2 separate regions of the Homo sapiens genome follow, and region 1 is linked to region 2. Evidence: read pairs that join two places in POLR2A ChIA-PET (ENCODE). Cell type or tissue: Panc1. All regions are shown on one strand. Each heading gives the region's core, and the rest is flanking DNA. Links, peaks and the distances in the headings are about the cores only.

What was found. Peaks named below come from ENCODE experiments on the same cell type or tissue, not always from the same donor. Only the 100,000 strongest peaks of a DNase experiment are listed, where the experiment ranks them.
Region 1: POLR2A ChIA-PET joins it to region 2 with 11 read pairs; 4 of 35 experiments call an interaction of 5 or more read pairs at or near these places.

Annotation. Positions count from the first base shown.
Region 1 is chr12:76,043,512-76,051,856 of GRCh38, reverse strand. It overlaps NAP1L1 (nucleosome assembly protein 1 like 1), which reads left to right. Exons shown (of 15, transcript NM_004537.7): 12 at 1,204-1,326; 13 at 2,072-2,101; 14 at 2,607-2,657; 15 at 3,393-8,345. The coding sequence ends at 3,428. Among named protein-coding and RNA genes, the nearest start is that of PHLDA1-DT, 16 kb to the right of the region's middle. In Panc1, for the core only: no CTCF peak of the experiment used is centred there; no DNase peak of the experiment used is centred there; H3K27ac peaks cover 1,441 bases.
Region 2 is chr12:76,122,028-76,130,372 of GRCh38, reverse strand. No RefSeq gene overlaps it. Among named protein-coding and RNA genes, the nearest start is that of NAP1L1, 42 kb to the right of the region's middle. In Panc1, for the core only: no CTCF peak of the experiment used is centred there; no DNase peak of the experiment used is centred there.

The DNA.
Region 1 (8,345 bases), core at 126-8,125, 78 kb after region 2:
TTTTAGTAGAGACGGGGTTTCACCATGTTGGCCAGGCTGGTCTTGAACTCCTGACCTCAGGTAATCTGCCTGCCTTGGCCTCCCAAAGTCCTGGGATTACAGGCATGAGCCAGGCCAAAGTGGGATTATTTTAATTGTGAATAATGTCAGACCCACTTTTGCCCTGTGCTTTTCTATTAAATAGAAATCCTAAGCCAGGTACAGCTTCAGGCACCTGTAGTCCCAGCTGCTCTGGTGGCGGAGGTGGAAGGATCACTTGAGGCCAGCCTGGGCAACATAGCGAGACCCTGTCTCTAAAAAAGAAAAGTGCTAGGGGCACCTGATTTAGTTAGTATATTGTCTTTCTGAACTAGGACTGTCTCATTTGGGATTAGTAGACTTAAAACTGTACAGCTGTTTGGGTACTGTCTTTTAGGAACTATAAAGTGATCCTCTGTGGTTGTTTATTATGTCCTTCTATTTGCTATGTACTTAACAATATTAACAATAACTATATATTAACAATAACCCAAGGGTTTTTTTTTTTATTTTTCTATTTGGTGTTTTCAATAATATTTTAAAAGGAAAATTGCGGACATGTAACAGTTGCTTTTATGTATTTATGTTTAAACCAGCAAAAACTAAGCAGTTCTAATTTTTATTCTTCACAATTTATCTTAGTATGCATACTGGCCTGCTAGCTTATTTTCTTTTTGTTAAAAACTTGGAAAAGTTATTAAGGAAATTTAAAAATGACAAATCATTTGTTAACATGGTGTGAGAAAAATCATGGAAAGTAAAAAGTAAAGTTGAGCATTTCTTCCCTTCATCATATAATTTAAACTGAAGAGTCTGTCTTTTTTTTTTTTTTTTTTCGGTTGCCCAGGCTAGAGTACACTGGTGTGATCACAGCTCATTTCAGCCTCAAGCTGCTGGGCTCCAGCAATCTTCCCACCTCAGCCTCTCAAGTAGCTGAGACTACAGGCGTGTGCCACCCTGCCCAGTTAATTGTTTATTTTTTGTACAAACGCAGGGGGCGTCTCACTATGTTGCTTAGGTTGCTCTTGAACTTCTGGGCTCAAGTGATCCTCCTACTTTGGCCTCCTGAAGTGTTGGGACTACAGTTGTGAGCCATCACACCCAGCCTCTAAGAGTCTTACATGTGCCAAATTAAGTAACACAGTTATTCCTAAATTTTCTGCTTTTGTTTTCCTTTAAAAATAGGATGATGATGCTGAAGCTATCCTTGCTGCAGACTTCGAAATTGGTCACTTTTTACGTGAGCGTATAATCCCAAGATCAGTGTTATATTTTACTGGAGAAGCTATTGAAGATGATGATGATGATGTAAGCGAATTTGAATCCTGCAAAGAAATAATTGGTTGAGGGTATAGTGGTCAGAATTGGTAATAGATTAGTTTAGTTTTTAAGAAGCAGGACATAATATAATTCAAAATTAGGCTAATTACTGATGTTCTGTATATAGCTTTTCTGGGTTTTAAGTATGTCTCCTTAGGATTTTTGGATTCATTTATCTTAGCTTTTAATTTTCTGCTAATAAGATTGTTCTGAGTTTATGAAACTTTTTTATGTTTGGTTAGTGCTATAGATCTATTATGCCCTTGCCTTGACTTCACAGAGCTAGGACTTTCTTTAGTGCACAAGAAAACATTTACTGGGAGGCATAGAATTTCTATTCAAGGTAGTATTGAATGATGGTTAGGTTAAGATTAGGTTGCATATAGATGTTTTGAATATGTTTATTGCTCAACGGCAATTGTTAGAGTAGGCTTTAGGTCCTTTTCGTACAGTGCATTCCACACTTAAGTGTAGGTGAGTAATATTTACAGTAATACTTGTCTGATCATCCACTTTATCCACATGATTGTACTCTGTTCTTTAATTTTATAAATTGGCAGTGAGCAGAGTGATTCTTGCAGCTACTATGTGTTTTAATTTATAATCAGCCCCTTGATAGGAAAGTAGGTTTTCTCTTTTTAGACACTAGTTTATACAGTGATAAATGTTACTGATGCTACTCTGAAATGTGTGTTACATTCACTCAACACTTAACGCTGTTTTTCCTTTTCAGTATGATGAAGAAGGTGAAGAAGCGGATGAGGTAATGTTTACCAAATGAGCAAATAATTCTCTGTGGTTAACACATTGAGAAGCAAATTGAATGACTTATGTATTCCTTTGCTATAATCATTCTGTGATTTGGGATAAAAACATTTTGGAAAACATGATTTTAGAATTCTACAGCCAAACAATGTATGTATAAGGTTTCAATAAATAAATTGCAAAACTCAGCAACATTTTTTTATTTCAAATAATTTTGTTCTGCTGCAGGGTTATCAGCTCTTTGAAGAAGTCAAAAGCTGCAGTAAACTTTTCCAACGTTGGCTGCAGTAACTATTTTCAATAAAAGCTGTCTGGATGTCTCAAGTTGTGTTGGGAAATTTTTCATATTAGAAGCTTTCAAATTAAATTGTATTATCATCAAAGTCTGTAATCATGAAAATCTGTTGATCCGTAGAGTAACTTGTATTAAATTTTCCCTACATTATGAGCCAGTTTACCTACTATGTACATACTTCATGGATGCATTTTGAACTTTAATATAGGAAGGGGAAGAAGAAGGAGATGAGGAAAATGATCCAGACTATGACCCAAAGGTGAGCAAAATTAGTGCTGCTTTCTATTAAATTTAAGATAGCTAAAGTAAGAGTTGGTGTTTTTGAATATCAAGTTTCTCTCCGTTAAAGTCTTTAATAAATAAAGCCTATTGACTGGATAACTTTGTTTTTTCAGTCCCACTGGCATTGTGAACAGTACACATAATTTCAGTGGACGTTTTTCTAAAAAACATTGTTTTTTGTTTGGACTTCGTGCTTTTTATAGTTTCAGGTACAGTGAACCCTAGGATTCTATTTTAATGGGACGATTTGTAACAGTTTTTAAGCATTAGAAAATAAAGGTTTTTAAAAGATCTGGTTGTAGGAGTGTTCGGGAACTGGGGAGCAGTGCAGTTTGTTAGATCCTTCCAACTACTCTTACTCAGTCCCTGAGAGTCCTAGTCTATTATTCCTGAGAATTTGTTATATTAGGATTAGCAAAAACAAAGCTGATTGGTAATATAACTAACATAAATTGCTTGGTAACTTTATTTTTTTAAGATTATGGTTTAGCGTGTGTCACATTTTATGGAGTTAATTCTACAGTGTAAAGTTTGAGCTTGATTTTAGCATTTCAGTGACTTGCTAATAAAATAAATAATTTACCACCATTGTCCTATACCATTTCTTTTGACAACAGTGAGCTACTGTTATAATTAAGGCAGTAATTACTATTGAGAAATTCACTGAAGCAGGTAGAAGAAGATAGATTGACTTGTTGTTTTCCTTTAACAGAAGGATCAAAACCCAGCAGAGTGCAAGCAGCAGTGAAGCAGGATGTATGTGGCCTTGAGGATAACCTGCACTGTAATAGCCTAAACACAACTCTTATTTACTTACAGCCTTATGTTTTTGTATTTTCTTGGTAGACTAGGTAATTTTTTTTTAAAGGACAGGAAACTGATATTTTAAAGACCAATTTGTTCTACCTAGCATTTTAACTAGTTTTTCTGCCAGCTATGTTGAATGCACAAATTCTGTCACGCATGTTCATTCATTGCTACATAATTTGGTTCTTCTGGAATATTTTTATGTAGCTCTTGGAGTACAGCTATGAAAATTAACAACTGTTAAAGGAAATACCTTTTTTTTTTTTTTGTAATTTTTTCCTTGAAGAACCAAAGTATTTTTTCAGCTGGTTGTTGAATAGGGTTAAGTCCGCTTGGATTAGCTGTGCCTTTCATTACTTTGTTACAGAAATGCAGTGACTTATACTAAGACAATTTATTGTTTAAAAAAAAAATTGGCAAGACAACTATATGGTTAAGAATTTCCAGTATGACCACACCCAATAACTGTTATTAGAGTGTTAATGGATTATTGTGTTTTAGGTGACATAGTTAACTGTAAAGTAACCTGACTCAGTATAGTTACTGGTACCACAGTGAGGTGAATAAAACGGGATTTTCAGAAGTTAGCCTGAATTTAACTGTATTTTTAAATTTAACCTCCATTAACTAAGCATCTTTTCTTTGTGGTAGGGTCTACCTTCTGCTTCCCTGGAAAGGATGAATTTACATCATTTGACAAGCCTATTTTCAAGTTATTTGTTGTTTGTTTGCTTGTTTTTGTTTTTGCAGCTAAAATAAAAATTTCAAATACAATTTTAGTTCTTACAAGATAATGTCTTAATTTTGTACCAATTCAGGTAGAAGTAGAGGCCTACCTTGAATTAAGGGTTATACTCAGTTTTTAACACATTGTTGAAGAAAAGGTACCAGCTTTGGAACGAGATGCTATACTAATAAGCAAGTGTAAAAAAAAAAAAAAAAGAGGAAGAAAATCTTAAGTGATTGATGCTGTTTTCTTTTAAAAAAAAAAAAAAAAATTCATTTTCTTTGGGTTAGAGCTAGAGAGAAGGCCCCAAGCTTCTATGGTTTCTTCTAATTCTTATTGCTTAAAGTATGAGTATGTCACTTACCCGTGCTTCTGTTTACTGTGTAATTAAAATGGGTAGTACTGTTTACCTAACTACCTCATGGATGTGTTAAGGCATATTGAGTTAAATCTCATATAATGTTTCTCAATCTTGTTAAAAGCTCAAAATTTTGGGCCTATTTGTAATGCCAGTGTGACACTAAGCATTTTGTTCACACCACGCTTTGATAACTAAACTGGAAAACAAAGGTGTTAAGTACCTCTGTTCTGGATCTGGGCAGTCAGCACTCTTTTTAGATCTTTGTGTGGCTCCTATTTTTATAGAAGTGGAGGGATGCACTATTTCACAAGGTCCAAGATTTGTTTTCAGATATTTTTGATGACTGTATTGTAAATACTACAGGGATAGCACTATAGTATTGTAGTCATGAGACTTAAAGTGGAAATAAGACTATTTTTGACAAAAGATGCCATTAAATTTCAGACTGTAGAGCCACATTTACAATACCTCAGGCTAATTACTGTTAATTTTGGGGTTGAACTTTTTTTTGACAGTGAGGGTGGATTATTGGATTGTCATTAGAGGAAGGTCTAGATTTCCTGCTCTTAATAAAATTACATTGAATTGATTTTTAGAGGTAATGAAAACTTCCTTTCTGAGAAGTTAGTGTTAAGGTCTTGGAATGTGAACACATTGTTTGTAGTGCTATCCATTCCTCTCCTGAGATTTTAACTTACTACTGGAAATCCTTAACCAATTATAATAGCTTTTTTTCTTTATTTTCAAAATGATTTCCTTTGCTTTGATTAGACACTATGTGCTTTTTTTTTTTAACCATAGTTCATCGAAATGCAGCTTTTTCTGAACTTCAAAGATAGAATCCCATTTTTAATGAACTGAAGTAGCAAAATCATCTTTTTCATTCTTTAGGAAATAGCTATTGCCAAAGTGAAGGTGTAGATAATACCTAGTCTTGTTACATAAAGGGGATGTGGTTTGCAGAAGAATTTTCTTTATAAAATTGAAGTTTTAAGGGACGTCAGTGTTTATGCCATTTTTCCAGTTCCAAAATGATTCCATTCCATTCTAGAAATTTGAAGTATGTAACCTGAAATCCTTAATAAAATTTGGATTTAATTTTATAAAATGTACTGGTGATATTTTGGGTGTTTTTTTTTAAATGAATGTATATACTTTTTTTTTGAAGAGTGGAGAGTAGTGATGTCTAGAGGGAGCTATTTTGTGCTGAGGCCACTATGTTCTGTAAATATATAATTTTAAGAGCAACCTCACAATCCCTGCTAAGTGGAGTTTATTATTTGAAGACTAAAATGGAATTCCATAGTTCCTGATAGGTTATATTCTGGGTTATTATTCTGAGTTATCTACAAACATTTTTGAGATTTGTCTTTACACTCTGATTGTAGTTTCCAGCAGCCCATGCACACTGCCAAGTAAGTCTCATTTTTTCCTGTTAGAAATGGTGAAATATCATATAATCACTTATAAAGAAAACTGATATGAAAAAATTTTAGAGTTGTTTGCTTTATGGTCACTCAAGTAGGGTAAGTGTTCCACAAATTCCACAAGTTGATAGTTTAACATGGATGTCTGAAAGCCACATATATAATTTCTTAGGATTCTTAAATTAGTAAATCTAGCTTACTGAAGCAGTATTAGCATCACTATTTTAGATTGCAAAAATACCTTAATTGTGTGGAACTGGCTTGTAGAGTGGTACTTAAGAAAAATGGGATTCTACCTCTATTTCTGTTTTAGCACACTTAATCAGGAAAGGATATATTAACTTTCATAAAAATATTTTTGTTGTGTGAATAGGTTAATGATATGGTAAGGCCCCTAAAATAACTGAATTAATTGTTTATTGTAATTGTAGGCCATTCCCATTATTAAAAATAAAGACAAAACTTGAAGTAACTGAAAATCTTATCGTGCTATGTAGAAATATTGAACTAATATTCAAATATTTGAATGCTTTGGTTTCAGGGATTGGTTTAAAATTGGAGTCCTTTTTTATGGGTTAGTCTTACAAAAATTTAAGCCTTTATATTTTTGACTTTAAATCAAAACAAATGTTATTTTAAATGTACAGAATAGATTGGTAGTGCAGAAGAGTGTAAGTTCTTCATAGGAGCTTTAGAAAAGAGAAATATGTGCTAATTCAGTTTTTTTTTAATCTGCACTGTACATATATACTTGGTAATTATGAGCTTGATTTTGTTTTTGGAAATATGTGTTCATAATTTAGGTAATTTGCTACTTAAAGCACTAAGTCTCTGATACCTGAAAAGTACATGTAAATGGTGATGGTGAAATAATACTGCAGTTAACTTAATAGATGTATACTGGTGATTTTTGTATGCTGGATTAAAACTCCAGATATTAAAATATAACCTGGATAAAAAGCCAAGTTCTTGGACTGATTGAGGATCACTTACATGACTTTACAGAAATGGAAACATCCTTGTTGGTATATGAAATTATTTTACTCAAGGATAAGTATTCATAAGAAATTTTGATTGATGTATATTTTCAAAAATACAGTATGCTTTGTATCTTGTGTTTCTTCCTTTTGACATCATATTGTCAGGTTTTCCAGTTTACAAAAATTAAGTTATTCACTAAAATCTTAGTACAGACAGTCCCTGACTTATAATGGTTTGACTTAAGACTTCAGCTTTATGAGTTTATTGGAGTATTAAACACATCTTCTACTTATGATATTTTTGACTTACAGTGGGCTTATTGAGGCCCGACCATGTCATCCTCAAGCCAAGAGTCTGAATAAAAGAAGAAATGGGGTATTTAGAAATAATAGATTACTGGCGGGAAATAAGTCAGTCTGGTTGTTTAATTTTCCTATGGGAAATTGGGCATTTTAAGTTTTGTGGATCCTAGAACAAACTGAGTTTTATTATTTTGAAACCCAGGATAAAATATTACATAAAAGCATTGCTTTTTAGTTTCTTACATGTTTTATCCATTTATTTTTATTTTTGAGATAGAGTCTTGCTCTGTTGCCCAGGCTGGAGTGCAGTGGCATGATCTCGGCTCACTACAGCTGTCATCTCCCGGGTTCAAGCGATTCTCGTGCCTCAGCATTCCAAGTAGTCGGGATTACAGGCGTGTGCCACTGAGCCCAGCTGATTTTTGTACTTTTAGTAGAGATGGGTTTTCACCATGTTGGCCAGGCTGGTCTCGACCTCCTGACCTCCAGTGATCCTCCCACCTCAGCCTCTCAAAGTGCTGGCCTCTCAAAAGTGCTGGGATTACAAGCATGAGCCACCACGCCCAGCCAGTTTCTTACATGTTTTAAACTTAAAGCCAAAAAGAAGGAACTAGGAATGTGTGATTAAACGTGAGTGCCAGAAGTCGACAGATCTCATATCCAGAGTTGAAGGTCTTATTCATAATTTTATCATTCATAATGTATTAGGCAATTGCGGCTCTGGTAAATTTCATGAGGTTGTAAAATAGTTGCTACCAGAAGGCTCAAAATTTGTATGAGCTTTTAGCTGAGATTTTGAGAATCTGTAGGAATTTGTGAAGTGAGAGGAAGAACCTCTGAACGGTGAGCAGTTCAGGTGGAGGAACAGGAGGAAATACAGGCAAAGGTCCCAGAACAGAACAATTGAGGCTACATTCAAGGAATTGAGATACCTGGAAATACAGGTAGAAATACAAGTGGCCAGTCCATAGAAAGTTTAGCTGTGGAAGTCCTCTTAATGGGTTTAAAACACTGGAACCACCTGTTACAAGAGTATTTCAAGTGAGGATGAGGATGACCA
Region 2 (8,345 bases), core at 208-8,207:
GAGAATGTAAATTAGTTCAGCCACTGTGGAAAGCAGTCTGGAGATTTCTCAAAGAACTTAAAAGAGAACTACTGTTCAACCCAGCAATTCCACTGCTGGTTATATAGCCAAAGGAATATAAATCGTTCTACCATAAAGACACATGCACGTGTATGTTCATTGCAACACTATTCACGATAGCACAGACATGAAGTCAACCTAGATGCTTATCAGTGGTGGACTGGATAAAGAAAATGTGGTATACATATACGACATGGAATATTACACAGCTGTAAAAAATGAGCTCATGATTTTTGCAGAAACATAGATGGAGCTGGAGGCCATTATCTTAAGTGATTTAAAGCAGGAACAGAAAACCAAATACCACATGTTCTCATATCATAACTGGGAGTTAAACATTGAATCCACATGGACACAAAGAATGGAACGATAGACACTGGGGCCTGTTTGAGGGTGGAGGGTGACAAGAAGATGAGGATTGAAAAACTACCTATTGGGTATTATTTGGGTATTATTTGGGTGACAAAATCATCTGTATATCAAACCCCTGCAACACACAATTTACCCATTTAACAAACCCGCACATGTACCCCTTGAACCTAAAAGTTGGAAAGAAAAAGTGTTTAAAAATAAAAATTAAACTATTCTTGGAAACAGCTGGCAATCTACCTTCATGACCCAAATTTGCTGTATTATAAAAATTTAAACCAGCCACAGAAATTAACATGAATCAGACAAAGCAAAAAAGGAATCAGGTTAGACTTTCTGTAGGTGAGAATTTGACTAAAAAAGAAGAATATCAAGTTTTGAATTATTTTTAATTTCAGCCTGCTACTATCGTATAAGTGCCTTCCTTAACTTTTTAATCTCTAGGGCAAGCATATTTTCAATGATGGTTTTTAAAAAATTGCCTTATTTATGACTTAATGAAATTATATATACATTAAATTAAAAAATAAATTTAATAAATTTATTTTTTGTAGAGATGGGGTCTTGCTATGTTGCCCAAGCTGGTCTTGAACTCCTGGGCTCAAGCAGTCCTCCTGCTTCAGCCTCCCAAAGCACTAGGATTACAGACATGAGCCACTGCACCCAGCCTCAAAAACTTAACTTTTAATTTCAGAACACTGACCCCATTTCTCTTGAGTCTGTGTTTTCCAGATGGCAATTACCAACTTTTAGCTTAAATAAACTCTTTTAAACTAAATTTTAATGCTTTGAATTATTTCGGGTTGACACATGGAACCAAATAAAGTTGGTTCACAAATATAATTGCATCACATTCTACTTGAAAACCTTCCAGGAAAGTCTTTGGTGATCTGGTCTCAGCCCATCCTCTATTTTCACTCCCAATAACTCTCCTTTGTAAACCTTATTCAGCCTCTTTTATGCCAACATAAGATATTTGGTCATGTGTCCACCGGTTTTTCTTTTGCCCTAAATCCTTTTCTCTATCTCAAAATGATAAGCTATTTCTCATCCTTCAAGATCTAGCTCAAATCTTAATATCTATAAGAAGTCTTCTTGGCTGGGCACGGTGGCTCACACCTGTAATCCCAGCACTTTGGGAGGCCGAGGTGGGCAGATCACCTGAGGTCAGGAGTTTGAGAGCAGCCTGACCAACATGGTGAAACACTGTCTCTACTAAAAATACAAAAATTAGCTGGGTATGGTGGCAAGTGCCTGTAATCTCAGCTATTCGGGAGGCTGAGGTAGGAGAATTGCTTGAACCCGGGAGGCGGAGGTTGCGGTGAGCCAAGATCACGCCATTGCACTCCAGCCTGGGCAACAAGAATAAAACTACATCTCAAAGAAAAAAAAAAAAAAGTCTTCTTGACCCCTAGTTGATCAGCTTCTATCTTTTTCCTTCCATAGTACGGTATTTAACTATATGTGTCTCCCTAGACTGAGACTTTCCCAGCGGACTGTGAAAGCAATGGCATTATCATATTCACCTTCTTGAAAACAATGTCAGTGTCTTATTCATCTTTATATTCTCATCTCTATTACTATTCCCTCATACTACTGCCCACCAAAATGTCTGGCATAATACATCTTTAATGGATGAGTGAATGCTAAGCAATATGATCCTTGGTTTCTCCAAAGTGCAATCTAAAAAAAGGACATTAGTCTAAAGGCAAGAAACAAACCTGTACAATTTAAACAAAAAACTACATATAATATATGCAATTTAAAGCAAAAACTGTATTCAGAAAATAAAAATTAGAATCTAAAGTTACAATTCCAATGTAAATCATTGGAAATTTGCATAGAAGACAGTGCTGAAAGTGGATAGGTCATTCAAATCTTCTTTCCATTATATGCTGATTCTTTGAAGACAGTAAACTGTTTTGGTCACATAGCTCACTTTGACATCCATTACTGCTTTGTTTCACCGATAGTTTTCCTATGTATTTGAGTTGTTTCAATGGTCTATTTTTTTTTGTGATTTATAGTCACAATACTTTGTTTAAACAAACACAACAAAACAAAAACATTCATCCCAACATTGATAACAAATTACATTTTTTTTCTTTTGACATGGGGTCTCACTATGTTGCCCAGGCTGGAGTACAGTGGCTATACACAGGCACAATCATAGTGCACTTATGCCTTGAATTCCTGGGCTCAAGTCATCTTCCTACCACAGCCTTCTGGAGAGCTGGGACTACAGGCACACCGCCACTGCACCTAGCACAAATTACAATTTTTAAAGGTGGTCGGGTGCGGTGGTTCATGCTTGTAATCTTAACACTTTGGGAGGCCAAGGCGGGTGGATCACCTGAGGTCAGGAGTTCAAGACCAGCCTGGCCAACATGGTGAAACCTCGTCTCTACTGAAAATACAAAAATTAGCCAGGCATGTAAACCCAGCTACTTGGGAGGCTGAGGCAGGAGAAGCACTTGAGCCCGGGAGATGAAGGTTGCAGTGAGCTGAGATTGCACCGCTGCACTCTAGCCTGGGTGACAGAGCAAGACTCTGTCTCAAATAAATAAATAAACAAATAAATAAATAAATAAAGCAGGTAGGTAGACATGAGAAAGGGCAGAAACTGAAGAGTAGAGGTAAGAAGATGGTTTGGGAATACCAGGTTTAGATATATATTACCTGTGTGACCTGTAAATACTGAACCCTCTCTAAACCTCAATATGTAAAATGAGAATATCAGAATCTGTAATCATTATAGCCAGCATCAAATGAGATACACATGTAAATTTGTAGCTTCCCTGATCCAGAGTAAGCTTTTTGTTTTCTTATTAATTCTCAGTTAAAAGAATCATTACATTGTATTTTTAAAAATAGAGATATAGTTCGTAAGTGTAATGCATTTGAAAAACAGTTAAAAATCATGGCCTCAAATGGTGACTCACACCTGTAATCCCAGTACTTTGGGAGGTCAAGGCAGGAGGATCACTTGAGGCCAAGAGTTCAAGACCAACATGGGCAACATAACAAGACCCCCCTTCTCTCCCAAAAAAAAAAAAAAAGGGGGGGGGCAGGCACAGTGGCTCTCACCTGTAATCCTAGCACCTAGCACTTTGGGAGGTCAAGGCAGGTGGATCACTCGAGGTCAGGAGTTTGAAACCAGTCTGGCCAACATGGTGAAACCCCATCTCTACTAAAAATACAAAATATTAGCTGGGCGTGGTGGCGGGTGCCTGTAATCCCAGCTACTCAGGAGGCTGAGGCAAGAGAATCGCTTGAACCCTGGAGGTGGAGGTTGCAGTGAGCTGAGATTGCCATTGTACTCCAGCCTGGGTGACAGAGCAAGACTCCGTCTTAAAAAAAAAAAAAAAAAAAAAGAAAAATCTTGATTTTTAGAGGTTGGAATAATAAACTAAATAAAAAATAATATAATAAACAATTATTTGACTATTTGATTAACATCTGGCTTTTGATTAACAAGGACAGAAACTTGATTTCGATTGCTCACATTGACATATAAGAGATGCTCAAGAAGTCTTTTTCCAGTGCATGACTGCAGGCATGCATGATGAACAAAGGTTATTATCTTCCAGAAGATATTATTTAGGCCCTGCCGATGTCATATCCTGGCTATGAATTTGTCCAGAGATCATAAGGTCTTGCCTTTGAATAGCACTTGAAACCTATAAAGGTGTTTCCAATTGATGAATATGACAAATATGTGAGGTAGATTTGAGCAGTACTATTTTCTTATTTTGATGAACGGGGAAAAGAGGAACAGAGTGAAACAATGTCACACCTCTAAAAGATGACAGATCCAAAACTAGAAAGAATAGTTTTCTGACTATTCCTTGTTTTTATTTTATTTTTTTACAAACTTTTCTGTATGTTATATGAATGTCTACATGAATTGCTTACAAATGATCTTGTATAAATATAGCTATGGCCGTAAAAGATGTTCAGAATATATTGTCTTGTAAATAGTTATTAGCAAAGACTATACAGCATGGCCTTATTTTTAATAAAACATTTATATATACATATTGATCTCTGTATCTAAGAGTTTGGAAGACTATACGCCAAAATACTAAAAATACTGGCTATTTCTTTTTTCTTTGTTTTTGTTTTTTTTTTTTTTGAGATGGAGTCTCGCTCTGTTGCCCATGCTGGAATGCAGTGGCGCGATCTCGGCTCACTGCAAGCTCCGCCTCTCAGGTTCACACCATTCTCCTGCCTCAGCCTCCCGAGTAGCTGGGAGCTGGGACTACAGGCGCCCACCACCACGCCTGGCTAATTTTGTTTTTGTATTTTTAGTAGACGCAGGGTTTCATCATGTTAGCCAAGATGGTCTCCATCTCCTGACCTCGTGATCCGCCCGTCTCAGCCTCCTGAAGTGCTAGGATACAGGCGTGAGCCACCACGCCTAGCCAATACTGGCTGTTTCTGAATGGTGAAATTTCATGATTTAAAATTTTAATTTATGTGTATTTTCTTTTTTCTATTTTTTTTTTTTTTGAGATGGAGTTTTTTTGCTTTCGTAACCCAGGCTGGGGTGCAATGCACAATCTCTGCTCACTGCAATCTCTGCCTCCTGTGTTCAAGCGATTCTCCTGCATTCAAGCAATTCTCCTGCCTCAGCCTCCAGAGTAGCCGGGATTGCAGGTGCATGCCACCATGCCCAGCTAATTTTTGTATTTTAAGTAGAGATGGGGTTTCCCCATTTTGGCCAGGCTGGTCTTGAACTCCTGACCTTAGGTGATCCTCCCGCCTTGGCCTCCCAAAGTGCTGGGATTACAGGCATAAGCCACCATGCCCAGCCTTAAATTATGTGTATTCCCTAATTTTTCTAAAGTGCTCATGCGTTATGTAATTTTCATGAGAACAAGAAATTTTTAAAAGGTAATTTTTTTAAATTAAAAAGATGACTATTTAAAAATAGGCAAAAACTGGGTGTAGTAGTGCACGCCTATAATGCCAGCTACTCAAGAGGCTGAGGTGGGGGGATCACTTGAGCCCAGGAGTTCAAGGCTGTAGTGCACTATCCTTGTGAATAGCCACTGCACTTCATTCTTGGCGACATAGTCAGACCCCATCTCTAAAAAAAAAAAATTACAGAGTCCAAATTGGTCAATACCCAACATTGGGGGTATTGGAAAAATGTATAGGAGTAAAAAGTTTTCTTACTCTTAGAGAAACGACCTCAGGTTGAAAAAAATTTGATAAAGATAAAAGATTGGCCAGGCACAGTGACTCAACCCTGTAATCCCAGCACTTTGGGAGGCCGAGGTGGGTGGATCACTTGAGCTTGGGAGTTTGAGACCAGTCCAGGCAACATGGCAAAACCCCGACTCTACAAAAAACACAAAAATTAGCTGAATGTGGTGTGTGTATGTAGTCCCAGCTATTTGGGAGGCTGAGGTGGGATGATCGCTCGAGCCCAGGAGGTGGAGGTTGCAGTGAGCCAAGATTGTGCCAATGCACTCCAGCCTGGGAAACAGAGCCAGTCCCTGTCTCAACAACAAAGAGAAGAAAGAAGGAAAGATGGAAGGAAAGGAAGGAAAGGAAGGAAAGGAAGCAAGGAAGGAAGGAAGGAAGCAAGTTGGTTATAAAGAAAAGGACAAGTAAATACAGTTTGATAATATCAAGTGAAGAGGTGTTTGAATAGTCTGTTTATGATAATAATTACTATAATATTTTTAAAATATTTATATTTGTAACTATTTCTCCCTAAAATTTTATCACTTATAAGGAAATAGCCACAGATAGTAAATAAATAATAAACACACAAATTCACAAATTAAAAATAAAAAGTTACTGTAGACTTCAGATTTAAATATTTTGTGAAAATATTTATCCTGACTTTCCAACATCAGCATATTTTCCAGTCATTGTAGTTTTGTTAAACAGAGGAAAAAGGAATTCTCGGAGATGACTAATTGTTCAGGGAAATGAATCTTTCTAGAAAAATGTTAAGAAGGAAATTGCTTAGCATCAGACTTTTAAGTTGCTTAAAATGCCACCATCTAGCCAGGCATTTTTTTTTTATTGATCAGCTTCATCATATTCATAGGCATTATTTCATCCCTCCATGCAGTCACCTTAAATCCACCCTATGGAGAATATTAAAACCTTTTATAATAAGATCTTAAATACAGTGTGCAGCATTAATACACAGAAATTAGTAAAAGTGAGATTATTTTATTTTATCTTCAAACAGTTTTTAAGCATCTGCTATACTGTGTTCCTCACTCAGGATGCAAAGAAATGGGAGGAGCAGTCCAGGTCCAAGAGAAGCTCTCAGATCCAGGGGGAGATACGGCAGGTAGGTAAAAAGATGGTTAACAATGGGTGTGGTATCACCTAAGTGACATCTGAGCAGGTGGCTAAGGCTCAGAGGAGAGAGGATCTGGAAGCTGGATTTATGGATGAGAGGGTTTGAGTTTCAAAGAAAGAGTTGTAACAAAGTCACAGATTAAGAGGGAAACGGGTTGATGCCATTCTCAGCGTGAGTAAAACATTCCCACAGTGTGATGTCCAGCACTTGTGAAAGGTGAGTTGTAAATTCAGGAACACTTTGTAATAGCAAATCTAATCACACAAGTTAAGTAACCTTAGATGTAATTTAAAAGACTTGAACCTCCCCTAGCTGGGAGTTTTGGATAGGTGTCTTTTTCTTTTCTATATTTCTAAAAACATTTTTCAATATTTTTAGTTACACAAGCAGTAGCTGCTCAACATAGGAAAAAAAAACAAAGTAAGCAAAAATAAGAAAATAAAAATCAGTGAAAATTTCAACTCTGAAATTACCGCTCTTTTTATTTTCATAGATAATATTGCTAAATTGTTCTCCAAAATAGTTATATCAATGTGTGTTCTCACCATGGATATTATTTTTATGGAAAAATATGTAATTAATGAATTTTTTTAAATTTTGAAAGGACAAATGTTTGTTAAGGCCATTTGGTTAATCCCAGAGTAGGTGTGATGAAAATCACGGTCTTTTGAATATATTAAAGTAGAAGTAATGATTCCGGGAACTGGATAGAGGAGAAAGTATAACTTATGGTTATAAATTCTTATTTTCTTCCTAGACTCATGATTGGGAGAGATACTTTTGTAAGCAAATTGTTGATGGCTACAGTAAGAATAAAATTTGCCAAAATTTCGGCTTTAAAATTATGAAAGGGCTGGCCAGGCATGGTGGCTCACGCCTGTAATCCCAGCACTTTCGGAGGCAAAGTTGAGCGGATTGCTTGAGCTCCAGAGTTCAAGACCAGCCTGGGCAACATAGCAAGACCTCGTCTCAAAAAAATATATATATATATGAAGCATATATATGAAACATATATATGAAGCATATATATGAAACATATATATGAAGCATATATATGAAACATATATATGAAGCATATATATGAAACATATATATGAAGCATATATATGAAACATATATATGAAGCATATATATGAAACATATATATGAAGCATATATATGAAATATATATATGAAATATCTTATGTATATGAAATGTATATATGAAATATCTTATGTATATGAAATATATTATATATATGAAATATATCTATTATATATGAAATATATTATATGTATGAAATATACTATATATACGAAATATATTATATATATGAAATATATATATTATATATGAAATATATATATTATATATATGAAATATATATATAATATATATAAAATATATATATTATATATATGAAATATATATATTATATATGAAATATATATATTATATATGAAATATATATATGAAATATATATATTATATATGAAATATATATATGAAATATATATATTATGTATGAAATATATATATGAAATATATATTATATATGAAATATATATATTATATATGAAATATATATTATATATGAAATATATA